2 separate regions of the Homo sapiens genome follow, and region 1 is linked to region 2. The links are chromatin contacts, found by Hi-C or POLR2A ChIA-PET in ENCODE. All regions are on one chromosome and are shown on one strand. The core of a region is the stretch at or near the end of the contact, and the rest is flanking DNA. Distances in the headings are between cores, read along the strand shown.

Evidence for each region. Hi-C counts contacts between places; a loop is a spot of excess contacts on that map. ChIA-PET counts read pairs that join two places held with the same protein, here RNA polymerase II (POLR2A). Pooled maps may share reads with other maps.
Region 1: a loop to region 2 is called in a map of heart left ventricle, with 2.2 times the contacts of the local background. The contact joins the enhancer-like site here to the promoter of CASC15 in region 2. A Hi-C loop is called at or near these places in 2 of 168 maps with a recorded cell type or tissue (both heart left ventricle) and 3 of 50 pooled maps. POLR2A ChIA-PET finds 5 or more read pairs at or near these places in 2 of 52 experiments (WTC11 and activated naive CD4-positive, alpha-beta T cell).

The regions. Positions count from the first base shown.
Region 1 is chr6:21,910,884-21,917,914 of GRCh38, forward strand. All of the region lies in intron 5 of CASC15 (cancer susceptibility 15), which reads left to right. Among named protein-coding and RNA genes, the nearest start is that of NBAT1, 230 kb to the right of the region's middle. RefSeq lists an enhancer at 3,324-3,373. Within about 2 kb of position 3,393, at least 5 of the 41 ENCODE cell types and tissues checked have a DNase peak (open chromatin) inside an H3K27ac peak, as active enhancers do.
Region 2 is chr6:21,662,329-21,668,706 of GRCh38, forward strand. CASC15 (cancer susceptibility 15) reads left to right here and starts at 4,085. Exons shown (of 12, transcript NR_015410.2): 1 at 4,085-4,317; 2 at 6,319-6,378. LOC124901483 reads right to left here and starts at 3,732. Exons shown (of 3, transcript XM_047419653.1): 1 at 3,724-3,732; 2 at 3,319-3,487; 3 at 2,213-2,630. The coding sequence starts at 3,732. The coding sequence ends at 2,227. RefSeq lists a silencer at 3,350-3,644.

The DNA of each region.
Region 1 (7,031 bases), core at 2,143-4,642, 250 kb after region 2:
TGGGTGACAAAGTGGGACACTCTCAAAAAAAAAAAGAAGTGTAATGATAAATACAGCAATATTTTTAGGGTGGGGTGGAGTGTACACAAAACGACTAGCCTGTGTTCATACTTAAAAAAAGTAACAAAGAACAAGAATTTCATACTTCATAAAAGTAAAAAAAGAACAAGAATCTGAAGGCTGTATCTGACATTTAGTGTATCATCATCACTTTGGAATTGCATGCTGTTCAGAGCTTTCCTGTTGCGCCTAATGTGATGGGGTCTTCTGACTTGTCATTGTTGATAACATTAGATTCATGAAAACTGAGTAGCACCCATGATATTTTTATGTTACAAATATTAATTTCAGCTTTGACTTTGGTGGTGGCAGTAGACTTCTCATATTAGAGATTACAATAAAATGTTAATAGTTCCAAGCTCTTCCTCCTCTCCCATCATGTCAGGTGACTAAAACATTCCCACAAATAACTGATACCTTTTTAATGGGACCTTTGGGTTCATAAGAGGTAAATATTGATGACCTTGACATTTTTTCATATGTGTACAGTTCAGGAGGCACAATGTCTCCAGATAACTAAAAGCAGGTGAACAAGTAGGTAGACAGCCATGGGCTCCCACTGATCCCCGTAATTCACAGGGGCCCTGGCCTTGCTTCTGGAGCAAAAGCATAGGCAAAGGAATCTATAAGTTTAGGTCCTGTAGGTATTTCTGTAGGCAAATCTCACTGGACTGGGTGTGTTTTAGTCTGGCATTTTAATAAGATGTTTTCTAAGGCAAATATATGAGTCTCCTCCCTTACCCCTGTGAAACTAAGGACTCTAGTACTAACTACCAGGGTAATATTGTATAGTAGCTAAGTGCTTGGGAGCCGAATTCCCAGGTTTAAATCCCAGTTCTGTCACCACTAGCAATGTGACCTTAGGTAAATTATTTAACCTCTTTCAGCTTTAATTTCCTCAGCTAGAAGATGAGGATAATAATAATACTTAGGTTTTCTTTTCTTTTTTAAATAATTAAATGAGAGCTATCCAATTGTGATTAGCATGTTAGTAAAGATTTCTGAAATATTATTCATTAACCAGCTTTCAGGTATCCTGTGCTCACAGAGACTAACCTACAAAGCTGATGAGGTCTACAGCTTAAGAAAATTTTCTATTTGGAGTATACACTCAGTTACATGAAAATTGCGTATGGAAAAAGATGAGAATGTAGCACTGATTTTGCAAAACGTTTTAGAAAGTTTTATTTCGCTGCTTGTCTTAAAAGTAATTTTTCTGGTTTTATGTAATGTGTGTATTAGAAATGGGAATATTGGAATACTTACTTCATTGTATTGTCAAGCATTATTGGTAGCCCTAATTTATATATCCATTGTGCTGCAGTTTCAGTTGCAGAACTGCCATCTGCAGGGATTATTATAGCACTTGAGGGGATGGAATTACTGCACTCTGTTTTGGATACTTTTTTCACTAAGAAGTATGGGCACCATGAGATGGTACTTACCCATCTGTCTGTTGAAGCATTTGTATGTATATTACCTGAGCACTTAGGCACACCACCGAGGGGGGATTTCAAATGGAAGGGAAAAAGGAAAAATTGAAAATAAAATAACACGATGGAAATAACAGAAGCCTCTTTGCAAAGAATACCTAAACTATTCTTAAAAGCAGACTTAACAGCCAGTACAAAACCATTCACTATTGTCTTTAAGAGACGAAGCTCAATCCACAAAGTTGAAAGTGAAGTGTGAATCTGGAAGTTTTCCAGGAAAGTCAAGCATTACAGACTTCTAGGGCTCAAATTCAAGGGAGAAAAAAAAGTCCATTTTACAAAGTAACTTCTTACATTGATTGTGAGCTGTCAATGTTTGATGGGTAGATCCTGAAACATTAACTGATTAAATTCTTCAATGCTATGCGGTCATATTGGTGGCCTCCGCTGTTCTGAGCTTCTAAATTTGTGTATCGACACATGGGAATTCACTAAATGTGCAGCAGAGAGCAGAGTGGAACATTGTGGCATCAGCTTGAAATTTCCTAAAGAGAACCAGTGGAATGATGTTGAAATCAATTGAAATATTATTTATTGATTGCCTATGTTTTATAGCACCTAATAAATTGTCCAATCCCTTAAAAACACTCCATCTGCCTAATTCTCCATTTCCAGTTGCAGCAGATACAAGGATACAAAGATACTCTGTACTGGTAGAGAGGGATGATTTCAGGTTTTCTTCACAGCACCGGGCTCCCTGACAGCTATTCTTCGTGCTTGTGCACACTCACAGTTTTCAATTTCAGTTGGGACAAGAGAAGTGTTTTTCTCCCATATTCAGTTGTCTTGGTATTTTTTACCCTGACGGCCTCCCCTACCCTCCAACACATGTGCTTCCTCAGAGCTTCTTCATCCATATGCTAAGAGTGGGGTGTGGCTTCTCAGCATTTTGTGTTTCACTGCACACCTGGAAACCTATGGGCTAATGACCCTGTGAGAATTTGGGTGGTAAGGAGGCTGCAGAGATCAGCTTCCTTTTATAGATGTAGAAACTGAGGCCTGGAGAGGTGAAGAAATTCATCTGAGATCATTCAGCCAACAAATATCAGGACAGCACCTCTAACGTCAGTGCAATTTCAGCTTTTCCACTAAGGTATACTGGGAGGAGTGCAGTGGTATGTACCGGGCTGAGTCCTGGTTAAGGGGTTATAGTGGACTGACCAAGGAGTGAAAGAAAAAGAATATAGTGGCCGGGTGCAATGGTTCATGCCTGTAATCCTTGCATTTTGGGAGGCTGAGGTGGACGGATCACCTGAGGTCAAGAGTTTGAGACCAGCCTGGCTGACATGGCAAAACCCTGTCTCTACTAAGAATACAAAAATTAGTCGAGTGTGGTGGCACATGCCTGTAACCCCAGCTACGTGGGAGGCTGAGGCAGGAGAATCGCTTGAACCTGGGAGGCAGAGACTGGTGAGCCGAGATCGAGCCACTGCACTCCAGCCTGGGCAACAGAGTGACTCTGTCTCAATTAAAAAAAAAAAAAAAAAAAAAAAAAGAACACTGAATCAGGGTTTGGGTCAGGGTTTGTTTGAGGTTGTATTAGAAGCATATCTTTCGGTCAGGAAGCATGAATATTCTCTCTCTGATATAAGCGAAAAGGAAGAGATTAAAGGCATGACGAAGATCAGGTCTTTTTAAATAGGTGTTTACTTTCTATTGAAACCACGGAACAATGAATATTTATTCATCATCAGGTAATTTGGGGTAATGGAGTATAGACAATTTCTGGTTTTACCTTCTTGCCTCTTTGGGTCCGTGCTGCCTTTTGTTTTGCTTAAAATGGGCTAAAAGAGAAAGCAACTGAAACACTTTCCAGATCTGATAACTTCCGAGATCTCAAGTGAAACCTCTGGCTCGCGTCCAAGGGTGAGGTCACACAGTCTGATATTAGTTGGATTTATGTTGGTGTGTCCACCAAAATACAGAGCAGCACACTGCCATAATTCTTGACAGCCATTTATTAGGTAGGTAGGAATGGCACTTGGGTCAGTTGTATGCTGTGTATTGCCACCCAGAAGCATAGCCGATCCATGGCCATAGGCATTTCTTTTCTTTTTCAGTTGATAGTTTTAAGTTCATGTGGAAAACGTGCCTTTGGTTTTACCTGGTTTTATGCCTTTGGCCTTATCTTTGCTCACTCATACTCTTGAATTCAGATCTGTCTGGACACGTCTGGAGGTCTGGTGTTTTGGTCTCCAACAGTTTGTTTTCATGATTGTCTGAAGTACCTCTGGGAAAGTCCTCATTCTATAGGAAGACAGTTGAATTGGATAAGAAATATCTAAAGCACAAATAGACATTGCTTATGTCTGTCAACAGATGAGAACCTGAAAAAGCCAATTTTTCAAGATGGATCCCAAGTGGCTAAGTGGGCTTAGATTTAACATAGAGTCAAGCAGCCATTTGCTGACTTGAGGCCCCACACATACTCTGAGTTCCCCCAAACCCTGGAAACCCCCACATCTTTTTAACTTTGGGACGTTGAGAACTCACCTGAACCAACCAATCAAAGCTCAGCTGTATTGACCAATCAGGGCTCAGCTGTATCAACCAATCAACAGAACTCACTTGTGTCAATCAATAGGAACTAAACAAGTTTCAGATCTTTGAATTAACAGACTCGATTGGAAACTTGGGTGGGAACATTTGCTGTAAAATCCAAACCCTCTTGTTGTTCTCTGGAATGCACCTTCCTTTTACACCAAAGCGTATTTCTCCAGTTTGCAGACTGTTCACTGAAATAAAGTCTCTTTTCTCCAAATTCCTTTTCAGAGAACTTTTGTTCACATCTTATACAAAACAGTAAGTAGCTGTTAAGTATATAGATATGGATAGTGACATTTATTAGATGCTTATTGTATGCTGTGTACCAGACATTTATTAGATGCTTATTGTATGCTATGTACCATTTTAACTGCTTTACAGATCTTCGCAGCAACGCTTTGAAGCTCGTGCTCTTATGATTTCATTTTACAAACAAGAAACTGAGAAACAGAAAAGTGAATAGGAGCTTGTACAGTCTCAAAGAGCTTACAGTGGAGTTAGAAAGTTAATACTCAACTCATTCATTCAACAAGCTGAATGCCTACTAGCAATTTGAGTTTATGAAAGTTTATGTACCTCTTTAAGGCTTGCCCAAAGGAGCTCACAATCGAATAGAGGGATGTTTATGTAAACCAAAGTTGAAAAATGTGTTAATAGACAGAAAGAGGATTCCAAGGGAAGCATGCTGCCAATCACTTGGATTACTTTCCAGTCGAACAGAATCATGTTGGAAACCTAGGGAGAATGGGCTGTGTTAAAAGTGAAAGCAAAATCTCAAGATGACTGATTTACCAAAATCTGTGTGCCACATTGAGTATGTTAAGTGGCATCAGTAACTACATCAGGGACAGGGTTGGCAGTAGAAGAGAAAGTGGCTTGTGCAGCCTTGGGAAGTGACATCACTGGGAGCTCAGCAGCTAAATCAGTATCTTGGCCATTAGCACTTTTGACACTGGTTCTCACTGGCAGATACCACTGGATGGGACCGAGCAGGAGAGGAGGAAAGTGGCAGATACTATGTGATGGCTGAGAAGCAGTGTTGATGAGCTTATTAGTCATCTCCTGGCAAGTCCATGACATTTGCTTATGTTGATGGGGGGTGTGTGGGATGGGAGGAAGAGAACTGACAATTAAGGAGGCAGAAAATTCCTAGTAACATAATCTTGCACTTCAGTTTTGTATGTGTTTTGGGACATAAATTCCAGACAGTGTGAGTTAGCAGATGAGTGTTCTAGGCATATTCCTGTGCCTCAGCTCCTCTGTAGAATGGTGCTGGCAATACAGTTTGCCTCATTGGGCTCTTGTAAGCTTTAAATAGGTTATTATACATAAAGAGCTAATAGTGATGCCTGTAGCCGTTGTCTAAGTGCTAGCTCTGATGATGGTGACAAAGAAGTAATAGCAATCAGTGGTTTAGATTAAACCATTTTAGGCATAAACTGTTCTGCTAGAATCCAAGGGGAGATTTTTTCCCATCAAGGAGACATAGCTTGTTGGGAAGATAAGACATACCCAATTGCAGAAGTAATTAATTAATTCTTTTTTTTTTTTTTTTTTTTTTTTTTGCGATGGAGTTTCGCTCTTGTTGCCCAGGCTGGAGTGCAATAGCATGATCTCGGCTCACCACAACCTCTGCCTCCTGAGTTCAAGTGATTCTCCTGCCTCAGCCTCCCGAGTAGCTGAGATTACAAGCATGTGCCACTACACCTGGCTAATTTTGTATTTTTAGTAGAGACGGGTTTTCTCCATTTTGGTCAGGGTTGTCTTGAACTCCCAACCTCAGGTGATCCACCTGCCTCAGCCTCCCAAAGTGCTGGGATTACAGGTGTGAGCCACTGCGCTGGCCGAATAATTAATTCTTAACATCTAATTTCCTACCTGTGCACACTTATCCAGCCCAGGATTACCTTTTAGTACCTCTTCTTATGCATCCTCATTCTCTCTAGCCATGCCAGATGACCCCAGAGACCTAGATTAGGTTCTCTTATGTGTTCATGCATTCACATAAGCCATTGTAATCAGTCTAGAGTTCCTTTCTCCTTTGATCTGCCTGTTGAAATGGACATCCTTTCTGCAAAATCCTTCATATTACCCGCCCTAGACCCTCAGTTAATTCAGCTGTCACTGCATTGCCATGGTGCCCTGAACATGCCTTTTGGAAAATTGTTTTACCTGCGTATTTCTCTACTAGATTATGAACTCCCTGGGAGAAATTTATATATATTTTCATATTTCAGATTCGATGTAGTTGCCTTATGGAATAAATGAGTGAATATTTTTCTAACTCCATGGTAAACTGTTTTGAGACTGGATCTGTTAATTTTTCTGAGGCTGTTTTTTTTTTTTTTTGGCCTATAAAATGGGTTATTTATAAGCAGGAAGTACAGTGGTTAGAACAAAATGATAACTCACTGAATGTTGGTTATTTCTATGAACATAACTTTCAAATATTTGTATTCAGTCCAAACATTGTTTGGATTACATTAAGGTAACAAAAATGGCTACTTTTTATGTTCTGTTCTTCCTGAACTCTTAACTTCCCTGATTTATGAAAGGACTCTTCCTCCACTCCTCTCAGACATGCTTCCCTGGGGCCATTTACCTCCCACTAAAAATCAAATGAAGCTAATCTCCCTGGCTTGATATTGATTCCATCTAGTCCAGAGAGAATATGCTAATCACCTTTGCTAAGTGCTTTCTGGCTAAAGGTGTAAAAGCCTGATTCCATTTGAGGGGAAAAAATTGAAATTTCTGTCTTAAAATTTGTGATTATGGAATTTGCATTTTGAAAGGCGATAGTAGCTCAAATTTAACGAGCCATTTGTAGTGGATTGAGCATAAATTTTCATGGCTCGTTTGGATAAAAACTACACCAAGGCATAGATTTCTATGACTATAGTATTTAATTTTGTTAAATTCAATTTAATGCCTACA
Region 2 (6,378 bases), core at 2,835-5,334:
AAAAGCTATGTTACTTCTAACTAATTTTTCAAAAGTGTGATTCTAACAGTATTTCCTGTTGCATTGCTGATTGCTAGCATTAGACTTACGGAGCTTCTTTCTGTTTAATGACTCTCTGTGCAAAACTTTCACGTATGACATATGATCCTACTTATTGCTACTTAACGTTTCCTTCAGTAAGCTATCTAATTTTAAACTATTACATAGAAAATGAACTAGATAACTCAAGACATTTCTCATTAATTAAATAACTTCTTTTTTAGAGAAAATCGGATCTTGTAACTTCATTCTCCAAATAGAACAGAGTCCTCCCTTTAGAAAGAACATATATAAGAGGTTTCTTAGTTGTGTTTCCCCAGAAACTGACCCAAAGGGTAGGATTTGAGGGCAAGTATTGTAATCTATTTGGGATGAGATCCTAGAAAGCATTGGCAGGGAAGAGAGTGAAGGAAATAAGTAGAGAAACCAGGAGGGAAGGAAGAAAGGAAGGAAGGATGGCAGGCAGGTAACACTGTTCCCTAAAGGGGAGGTTACTGCTGTGTGTATCTGAAACTCAAAGTTGGGCACCTTTGGGAGACTAGAGTACAATTTACCGTAGTCCTAAGCTCAGTGGGGAAGCTGGAGTATTTTTATATCAACACCTTTTTTTTTTTTTTTTTGAGATGGAGTGTCACTCCGTTGCCCAGTCTGGAGTGCACTGGCACTATTTAGGCTCACTGCAACCTCCGCCTCATGGGTTCAAGCAATTCTCCTGTCTCAGCCTCTCGAGTAGCTGGGTTTACAGGCACATACTACCACGCCCCACTAATTTTTGTATTTTCTAGTAGAGACAAGGTTTCACCATGTTGGCCAGGCTGGTCTCGAACTCCTGCCCTCAAATGATCCACCCACCTCAGCCTCCCAAAGTGTTGGGATTACAGGTGTGAGCCACCATGCCTGGCCTCAACACCTATCTTTGATTGGTTGAGGGCTGCTCTGAGAGGAATTAACTGCCTGGCTCCTCTGCCCTGCCCCTCTGCACTGGCAAAGTGGGGTCTGGCAGCCACAGGAAGCCCTTGAATGGGGAAGCAGAGAGGGAAGAGTAAGATGCCATTGGCCTGCCAGTAGGAAGCCCATGACATACTGGTGGAGCCCCAGCCCTGTTAGTACAGAAAAGATACCTGGCTGATATGCTCTGCTATATCCATCTTTGAGCCTAGATGATGTTAATTAACTCTTTAAAAATATATTAAAGCTGTGGTGGCATCTGAGAAAAGATGGTATGCTTTTAAAAGGTAGGAGTGAACAGCTCATACATTGTCCCAGGAGTGGGCTTTATTACAGAGATGGGGGAGCTCTGACCTGTTGAAGACCAAGATTCCAGGAAGAAATGTTTGTTCACAAGCAGGTTGGGAAAGGGAGATACTTCAAACAGCTCTGAGAGCAATATTTCATAAAGACAGGCAGCAGGAAGAAAGCCTTCTTAAGGCCATATTGACTTTTGCACCTAGCAAATGACCCTTACTCTTCATTCCCATAAAAAAGAGAGAAACAAACAGTAAACATTTTCAAAGGATCGGTAATGTTTTAATAGCTCTGATTAGTAAGCGGAGTATTGGGTGTTATTTCGAAGTCAAAAATTCTATCTTGGTTGATTTACCCTATAACCTGGAGCATTTTCGAGAGGCAACAGAATGGAATTGTCTCAAAGTACTGACTTTTCATTATTTTCCACGCAGATCCCTGAGGATAACAGAAGGAAAGGTTTTGTCTGGGGGAGGGTAGGCTTCTCCCAAAAAGAGAATTCTGGAAGTCAACATAATTAAACAAAGAGGAAAATGTGCCAGACAGGAGTGGGTGGGGGCTGTTTTCTCTTTGTGGTTGGTTGTGGTGCGTTCAAGATTCCTCGCCTAAGATGAGGTTCCTGAGCTTCCAGTAGGCGACTGACTGCCCAAGAGACCCAGGGCTCCGCAAGGAGACGGCGCAGGTGTCGGGGCTCCCCGCAGGTGAGGAGGCCGACGTTCCAGGAGGTCCGCCCGGGCGGTCCCTGAGTCCTGCCTCGCGGCTGCTCGCTGGGATCCGAGGGCGGAACGGGACGCGCAGGAACCCGGCCCGACGGGCGCGGCTCACACCCGTGCTCTTCCTGCGCTCTCGGCCTCACTTTGCGGCCAGAGCCGCGGCCCTGCGCGTGGCCGGCGGCCGCTTCTTTATCTCCGACCCCACTGCCCAGTACTGTACGCGTCCAGACTAAAGAAACATCATTCGCTTAAGGGGCTGGGAAAAGCGCGTGCTCCGCTCGCCCTGGCACCGCGGGTCGCCCAGCTCGCAGACTGGGACGGGCGGTGCAAGAGGTGGTGCTCCCTGTCCAGGAGGGGACGCGGAAGAGGGCATCTCTGGTCCCGGGATGCGATTGTCCCGGTTTCTCCTTCTGGCCCACTCGCCGCGCGCACGAACTCTAGGGGAAGTTGGTTGTAAAGTTTCCGAGAGCGGCGTGGGCTGGTGCGAGTGAAGCGCGGGGCGGGGGAGGCGAGGACAGAAGCTCTCCTCGCGGCGTCTTTGTTCTGCTCTGGAGGAGAGACCTTGGCAAGGAGTCGCCGGGCGGGTGCAGGGACCTACCGCCACCACATTCCGGACCCAGCGGGAGCCCTCCTCTTAATGCCCCTCCCCCCGCAAGCCAACCCAGGACATAGCCCCCAGGTCCCCAAGGTTCCGTCTACCTCATCCTTCTACCCCCAAACTTCACCAACCCGAAAGGATTCCAAGTCTGGGATGGGGAGAAAGGAAAGAGGGTGGAGGCAAAGGTGCGCGACGGGCTGGATACCAACTGGAGGGTGGGTGTTCGCATTGAAATGTTTTTTTCTTTTGCCCTAGAAATTGCTTCCCCATGCGGGCCCCTACTCTCTCCCATTTCCCCCACCTCCCTGCTTTCTTTTTCTTCAATTCTAGTGGATCTAGAAGGAAAACGAGTGCTGCTCTGAGTCACTCAGCGAGCTAATGCTATGGCCCGAAGTTGGGATCAGGGTCGAGGGGTGGGGGACCATGTGGATGGGGTCCCAATTCTGGAGGTTGAGAATGACTGGAAGGGACCTGGGGAAGGGTCGGGAGCTGTTCCTGGTCCGAGACACCTGATTTGTCCCGGACAAGGCAGTGGGGGAGGGGAAGGAAAGAGGGGATGCTCGGCTGGGACGTGTCGCGGCAGGGGGTGGAGGATGAGGAGGCGGCCTGGGACCCCGAGTCAGATCTTTGGGGTGAGCACGAGGACGTGGTGTAGGGAAGAGGACGAGTGAGCAGCGCCTGGCTGTAGGGTCAGAGGGCGCCTGGTCATCCTGAGAGCCTTGCCTTCGCAGTTTGAGATTAGGGGAAGTTCGGGGCCTGAGAAGGTGGGCGCGATGCTGGAGCTGGGAATTCTTCCTCGGAGCCCCTGGACCGAGTTGCGCTGCGCCTGCAGCAACAGGTAGCCCCGAGGGATGGGCGGAGGCCCCGGCCGAACCCGGAGCTGGCCTTTGTCCTGCCAATTAGAGGGCTCTCCAGAGGGACAGCGTGGGTGGGGGTAGGTGGGGAAGGGCGGGAGAGGAGTTTCCTAACACTTGGAGCCCCTTTGAGTTGTTCTGTGTATTGGGTGGAGGAGGGTGAATCCGAGAGGAGGGAGGAGGGTGAATCCGAGAGGAGGAAGGAGGATGAAGAGCCTAGCCTGCGCCCCACCTCTGATTGTGTAAGCGCCTTTATCTAGGGTTGACCCCCTACCCTTTGCATTTTGTCTCTTGGGATGACGAAAAATGGACAGAAACTCGACGCCCAAGTGAATGTTTCACATTGATTGGCAGGGAAAGTGCAAACAAAGAGGTGCATCTCCGGGAAACAATGATTTTGGAGATCCCCTGCCCACCACCCCAGACTTGTGCGCGGTGCGGAGGGGGCCAGGGCTGGCATCTCCCGGGGAAAGTTTCGAGCCTGGCAGTGGGAGGAGACCGTCTGGGCAGAGTTGTGATGAACTGGGGACCGAGCAGCCCCAGCTCGCCTCGGAGGTTCCCGAGCCGGGCGGGAGATGCGGGGAGAGGGAGGGGGCGGGGAGGGAGGGGAGGGAGAGAGGAAGAAGGGGTGAGAGGGAGAAACCTGCCGCCGCTCGCCGCCTCTTTGTCTGCTCCGGGACTTGGAACAAAAGGGGGAACTCTGATGAACTCTCTTTCCTCCCCTCTCCCCCGGACGCCGGGGTATCTCCCTCTCGCAACTTTGCCGCCCCGACTTTCTCTGCTGTCAGGCCGGGAAAAAGTGTCCGAACGCCTCGTGGACTGCAGCGGGGGAAATGTCCCTTAAAAGTGCGACGAAGTGGGGAAGAAGGTGAGTGGGGACTGTTGTCTTGTTTACCTCTCTCCCCTCAACTCGCCCCGCTCCCCGCCCTTCGGAGGGCAGAGGAGTAGCCCAGTGGCAAAGTTTGGCTGGTAAATTGTACCTCCTTTCCCCGTTCCCTTCTCTTTTGTTCTTTAAAGAACTCGCGCAATTGTTTCATTTGTTTATTTTTAATAGGCAAAAGCCAAGTAGGCATTTATCTTATGTGCTTCTTTATATGAGGGGCTGGGGGGATGGGGAGGAGGGTTTCAAAAGGGTGGGGTGAGGGGGTATTGCTTCGCGTTCTTCCAGCTGCACTCATGTAGGGATGAATATGCAGAAATTGAGAGGGTCAAGTCCAGCCTCGCCCCCACCCTAGCCCTGACCCTGGTCATGCAAAAGAAAGCGATATGGATATGGGGGTCGTTTGTATAACTTAGCTGTCTGCAGAGCGCTCTGTAGATACCACGCACAATATAAAAACGCTGCAACAATGGAAGGAAGAAAGGTTTGGGTTGGAGGGGATTGGTCCCTTGTGTTAGCGGTCAAGGAGAGGTTTACAACAAACAGCTAAGAGTTCAGAAAGTTTTCTTCGGGGCTGAGATGGGGTGGAGGAAGCCACAGGTTACAGACTGTCAGAGATGCAGGGATGGAGGGGATGGGGCCTGGACCACTAGTTAGAGCCATCCCGTCCGCCCCTTTCAGTTTCACGATCCACCCGGAATAACCCAGGCAATCCTTGGTATCCGTCCTCACCTCTCTCACTTTCCATCACCCCCCGCCCCCAACCCCACTTCAGTGTGTTTGAATAGAAAGCAGAACGTGAGCCCCAGAAGCTCCTCTGACCCAGCCTTCCGCCCCGCCTTTTGTGTTTTAACCTTTTGTTTCTATCTGCCACGCCCGTCCAAAAGAGGGATGGCTGTTTCTGCTGCTGCGGGGTGAAGAGGCAGCGCAGTCCACTCCGTTTTTATAGGCTAAGGAAGACGCCCTAACTTTGTTTCCTAAGTAGCTTAACTTAGGAATGTTTCTAGGTTGGGTCATGCGCGAATGAGGGGAACACTCAACACCCAGTAAACGTTGCCACTTTAGGTACAATTTCTCCCAGCGCTTTTCCACTTTATACAGGAGTTGTTTATCCCATACTGTCATTTGGTTTGTAGAAAAAGCATTTTGGGGGCCGGGCGCGGTGGCTCACTGTAATCCCAGCACTTTGGGAGGCCGAGACATGTGGATCGCTTGAGGTCAGGAGTTCGAGACCAGCCTGGCCAACATGGCGAAACCCCGTCTCTACTAACAATACAAAAATTAGCTGGGCGTAGCGGTGCGTGCCTGTAGTCCCAGCTACTTGGGAGGCTGAGGCAGGAGAATCGCTTGAACACAGGAGGCTGAGGTTGCAGTGAGCTGAGATCGTGCCATTACACTACAGCCTGGGTGACAGAGCCAGACTTTGTCTCAAAAAAAAAAAAAAAAAAAGGAAAAGCATTTTGGAGACTGAAGTTGGGGGTTTATTGAAAGTGGGCAAATGTATGCCTTATCTGAGGTGATATCTAAATATTAGGAATATGCAGAATAGGCTTTTTGAATTCTACATGCAGAATAACCTAAAGGTTATTATCTTCAGGTATGTTTTGTGAGATCATTTCTGATGCCAGGATAGTTTATTACCTTCTCCACTTTCTTCTCTCATATATTCCCAAGTGCTAGAGGCTTTCCTCACTTCCTTGGACTTACTTTTGACAAGACAAATGAAACATCAAAGCGCATGCACTGTCAATAACTTGAGGAAACGCCCAAACATTGTCTTTTAACTTCTTCAACTTTTGATTCTGTATAGTAGTAGTTACTATTGAAGTAGTTACTATTGTACCTAGAAATGATTCAACTGCTAGAACTATGTAGTTTTGAGTTTTCATATCAAAGACTGAAATATATTATTGCAACAATTACTTTCTTTTACAAAGTGAGGAGGCAGAATGACCTGGAAGCTAACTTTAATTAATTTCAATTGTATAGGTGTAATTACTATTATCAGCATCTAGAAAGCATCATGAATTTGCTGGAGTACTTCCTAGC